2 separate regions of the Homo sapiens genome follow, and region 2 is linked to region 1. Evidence: read pairs that join two places in POLR2A ChIA-PET (ENCODE). Cell type or tissue: OCI-LY7. All regions are shown on one strand. Region 1 has its middle 1.6 kb from the start of LINC01250. Region 2 overlaps LINC01250 (long intergenic non-protein coding RNA 1250).

Evidence for each region. Peaks named below come from ENCODE experiments on the same cell type or tissue, not always from the same donor. Only the 100,000 strongest peaks of a DNase experiment are listed, where the experiment ranks them.
Region 2: POLR2A ChIA-PET joins it to region 1 with 5 read pairs; 2 of 35 experiments call an interaction of 5 or more read pairs at or near these places.

Annotation. Positions count from the first base shown.
Region 1 is chr2:3,126,383-3,128,882 of GRCh38, reverse strand. No RefSeq gene overlaps it. Among named protein-coding and RNA genes, the nearest start is that of LINC01250, 1.6 kb to the right of the region's middle. RefSeq lists a silencer at 1,312-1,476. In OCI-LY7, no CTCF peak of the experiment used is centred here; DNase peaks (open chromatin) are centred at 962, 1,452 and 2,087; H3K4me3 peaks cover 1,956 bases; H3K27ac peaks cover 2,475 bases.
Region 2 is chr2:2,900,294-2,902,793 of GRCh38, reverse strand. All of the region lies in intron 5 of LINC01250 (long intergenic non-protein coding RNA 1250), which reads left to right. Among named protein-coding and RNA genes, the nearest start is that of LINC01250, 220 kb to the left of the region's middle. In OCI-LY7, no CTCF peak of the experiment used is centred here; DNase peaks (open chromatin) are centred at 1,013 and 1,303; H3K4me3 peaks cover 1,507 bases; H3K27ac peaks cover 1,769 bases.

The sequences.
Region 1 (2,500 bases):
CTGTGGAATTCCACTTCCTGTGAGGTCCCTGGCATAGTTAAACTCTTAGCAACATAAAGTAGAATGGTGGGTGCCAGGGCAGTGGGGGAAGGGTGTTTCTGGGGGTTGTTTAATGGATCCCTAGTTTCAGATTTGCCGGATGAAAAGTTCCAGTAGTGTGTGTAGAGCCAGCCCTGCTGCACTCCACACTTAAGATCCTAAGTTTATGTTATATAGATATATGTTTAAACCAGGGCAAAGGTGGTCTTCTCTTGCATTCTCGTGTGTCTCCCAGTGCCCTCCTGGCACCCCAACTGAAACATCAACTTCGAGCAGGGTCTCATCTGCCTTGGTCATGTGATACGGTTTGGCTGTGTCCCCACCCGAATCTCAACTTGAATTGTATCTCCCAGAATTCCCACATGTTGTGGGAGGGACCCAGGGAGAGGTTATTTAACAAAATATATTAATTCACATATAAATTAATATGATTTGTGAAACCTCTTTCTAACATCTCAAATATATTTACTAATGAGAAAAATCTTTTTTTAAATTGTCAAAACCTGTGTCTCAACTTTTGGCTCAAAAACTGCAGTCCTGCTGTCTGCAGTGGCTTTGTGAGTTGCCTTAGGGAAGAACCAAGCAGGGAGGACAGACCCTGCAGACCAGGCTGGGGTGAGGGTGTGGCTCTTGTCTCCTGGCCCCCACATGTTCAAGAAGAAGGTGCTGGGGCCTCATCTTGGCCCTTTGCCTCTTGCCTCTGCACTGTTCCCTTAGGATGGATCTGGGACAGAGCTAATGGAGGCTCTTCTGGCGTGTCCTGAGGACTTTGGCTCAATCTTGGTGAGTTTAGCTCCTCTGAGTTCTTCTTAATTCTCCTTGGGGGCCAGTAGTTGCAGATGGCTAGGAGAAGGTGGGGCAGCTCTGGTGCTCTCTGCACTGAGGAAGCACTCCTGCTGCCCTGTGCGTGCTGCTGTGGATGCTGAGTGCAGTCTGGACAGGGTTGCCAGCCAGGGCTCCAGGTGTTCCCTTCCTGTACGTGTGATCAGCTCCTCCACCACAGGAAATGCTCCCAGTCACCCACCTCCCACCCTCCACCCTCCACCCTCCACCCTCCGTCCTCCACCCTCCACTGCAGTTCTTCCCAGCTTCATTTGCGGCTGCCCAGGGAATAATTCCAGGGATATAGTAATGTCTGGTGTCTGGACGGTCTCCATGGGATTAAAAAAGTAGCTGGTTTGCATTTCGGAGACAAAACAACCCTGCAGCACGGAGTCAAACACTGCTTCTTCGCGGGAGATGCGTCCTGTCAGGTGAACACCAGCAAATCAAAACCCAATTCAGCAGAGGGATGATTTTCGCCTTCCGGAAGATGAAATCACGAAAGCTCAGAGACGGCGCGCACTCCGTAGAAAGCCCAAATCAAATTATTCTGTGGCCTGTGTAGATTTCCTGTGCCTGGCACCCAGCTGCCTGCATACAGGAAGTGCTCATTACAGGCACAGCAGCAGATGTCAGCCCCAAAGTGTCCATTTTACTAGCTGGTGTTTCAGCATCTGTCACGGGGATCAACAAAGCATGACAGCCGCCAATGTGCCTCCGTGTGGACTTTTGTGATGCTGTATTTTCTCTTGAGAGGGGCCCCTGATTCTGGACAGAATGCACTGGGTAAGTCTTTACGACTTCGTAGCCCCAGGCTCCTGGCCCAGGCAGGATGAGGAAAGGATGCTGCCCCAGGATCGCCCGAAACGTTTGGTTTGTTTTGTGTGGCTGGACGTGGCCGAGTCCCTGCGGCCCCAGCAGCTCTCAGGCTTCCCTGCCCGGCTGCTGCCTCAGGGCTGCGCTGAGCTCAGGCCAGAGCAGCTTCCAGGGCCTCATTTCAGTTGTTTTTATCATCTATGAGTTATCCAGTGTTTCCAATAAATCACATTCCAGGGCAAGCAGTGCAGAGATGTGGGCCCTTATTTCCTCTCCCAGGCTGATAACAATGAACAAGTGATTTCCTGTCCAAAGCTGGGTACTCCAGCGAAATAAGAAGTCCTATCTCCAGGAAAATAACACTGTCTCTCTCTCAGCCCCAACTCCAGCACACCAAGCATGGACCGTCTCTGGCCCTTGGGCAAGCTGGAGCAGCCTTTCATTTCCTCTCTGCCTATTCATGCACGCCCCACCCATCTCCCAGTCCAGGCTGTGATCCTCACCACCCAGCAAGCAGGCGAGGCAGGGCTAGGAACCCATTTTACAGGTGAGAAAAGTGAGTTTGCCAGACATTAAGTGACATGGCCAGGGTCTCACCGGCAGTAAGTGGACAGGGCCAGGCCAGGTCGTCTCTGTGTTCCTAGGAGACCCTGTGATGACCACTCAGCCCCCTCTGCTGCTGCTGGTTGAGGTGAGAGGTGCTTATAACTCAGAGATCTTTGTCATTTGGGTTCTAAAAGCAAACTCCACCTTGTGACGCGCACCCCAATCCGCCAGCAGCTTCAGAAGCAGCATCTACCTGTAAGCTGCGCGGTCTCCCTCT
Region 2 (2,500 bases), 230 kb after region 1:
GGAAGCCAGGAAGGAATTCCTGTGAACCAGGGAGGCCATCGACAGAGCTGAAGCTAAGAGCTCTCATACAGAGAGGGGTCAGTGCAGGACCAGGCAATATGCCTGTTAGAGGCTTGAAGAAAAAGAAGAGGATAGTGGCATCCAGCCAGTGTGGATGACTTCTAGTGGACCAGAAGTACCTTCTGCCATGCTCCTTGGGTGAAGGCCATCATATCTTCCTCCTCTCATGCTTCTCTGCCTCTGTGCAGACCCTCTGTGCAGACATGCATTCGGATGTTTTTTGAGCAGGTCTGTGCCTTTCCTGGAGTGGGAGTGAGGCTTTGATTCCCTCGAAATCACCCTTGGCACTGCTTCTCCTAGGCTAGAGCTGCAGTTCTGTCCCCCTTACTCTTGAAAAAGCACGTGGGGAGGAGTGCCCCATCAGGAGGTGCCTCTGGTCCAGCCTTCCTCTCGTCACTTCCAGGCTTGCACCACAGCCGTGGGGAGAGCCTGGGATTCCAGCCTGGGCGGCAGAACCTCCCAGGTCCTCCTTCCCTCCCTTGGCAGTTGGCGCTGAGTTCTGATACCTGCTTCTCACCTCCCCTTTGATTTTTGCGACCTGTTTGGATGACTCCCTGGCTTACTGAACTCAGCTCTCAGCTTGATTCTTGATTCTGTATATTTGCTGAATAAATATTGAATGAATGGAGGCCTTTGATCTCCCCACCACTGACAGCTCTTGGAGAGAAACTTCCATGGCCTTGATCTTCTGAGAACCTCGCTGGCCACCTGAGGATGGCTTGTGATGTCTTACCTGAAGAACTGGTGTTGTCTAGGTTAAGTCACATTCTTTTCTGTGAGGCATGAGCAGACCTTGGATGAGACGTTAGAGTGAATGAGAACACCCACAAAAAGTTTTGTAAAGTCTTTGTCTTTCCTGTTAATATTTGGCAACTTGTGTCTCCTCTAACCTAGGGGGTGGTGACTGCCTCTTCCACGTCCAGGAGCAGACCTTGGTCACCATGGAGATGCTTCCTGCTGAGAGCTGCTCACAAAGACTGTACCATGAAATTTGCTTTCCTTTTCTCTTTCAAGGCTTCTCTTTTCATAATGACTTTCAAAACCCAGCAAATGGGAAATGTGTAGGAAGCAGTGAAGGCAGTCCTGCTGTAGCTGGGGGTGCATCGCGGCTTCTGGGAGGGCTGAGACACTGCCTTCATGTGACAAGTATTTTAAACACTGCACCCCATCCTGGAGGGCAAATTGCCCTCCTCAACCAAGTCAGACTTCACAGCAAAGCTGAAACTCATTGCTTTGGCAGCCTCCTCCTCTGTGAGTTGCAGTTCCACATTTTGACAACACTCAAAGCACTCGTGCTTATCAGAAACGACAAAAGATGCTGCCTCGAGATTCTACTGTATCTCTGTGTTTAGAATTCATATCAGTGTTAAAGAAAATTGAAGAACAGTCCTCCCATTATTTTACATATCACTGATGGGCGAGTGGACCATCAGTGATATCAGAAAGGTTATCAGTTTGGTAAGACTAGTGTTTCCAAGTTCTTCTCTCCTACTTTGTAATTATGAAGAAGAAAACACCTGTCCTCTGTGGCAGGGCCTTTTCCAAGTATTGAGTTAAATCAGGAAGTGGAGACTCTGCCCAGGTTCTGTTCTAACACTGAGTGAGCCTGGTCAAGTCACTTGCCTTCTCTGGGATTAACTTATTCACAAAAGGAGTCATTTCAGCATGCATATTCTATGCCACTTGTGTATTCTCTCATTGGCATTTCCTAAGGGGCTCATGTAAAGTGAGGCAGGAAAGAATGAACAATAAAGCCTGACTCGATTCATTACTAGTTATCAAATTCACTTGGGTTGATCTATTTGTATTTAATAATATTTGTCAGTAGGACTGCAAATTACTAATATGAACTGTAGAAAATGAGAAGAAACAAGGAGCCCCACAATAAAACTAAAACACTCCTTCCATAGAGATAGGTGTTTGAGGAAATAAATTCATGGTTATTATTCTATGGGCATATGTGTTTGTGTGCATTTGTTTGTTTATGACTGAAGTGATTCATCCCATACCTACTGTTTGTAACCTACCTTTCTTACTTGTCTACATATAAACAGTTTTATACATTCAACATAAAGACTAGTCTCTATTTTTCTACTGTATTTTTTTTCTGTGATGAAATAGTGTGCCTTCACATTGAGGTACCAGATTACCCTGTCACTGAAGAACACTGAGGTTTATAAATTTGGAAAGGAGAGCTTCATTTCTCCTAAAGGGCTGCAGCCTGCAGACCAGCCATTCTGACTGGCTGGGAAGTGTAGCCTCCAGACAGAAGCTGGAAACAGACACTAGGAGGCAGGGGCAAAGGGAACAGGGATTTTTTGTGAGTGAGGTTGCTGAATATAAATATTCAATAAGCTATAGGAGGAGTCGTGAATATTTATGAAATGAAAAATGCAGGCACGTGCAATTGAGCTTCATGCCTCCTCGACCCATGTTAAAG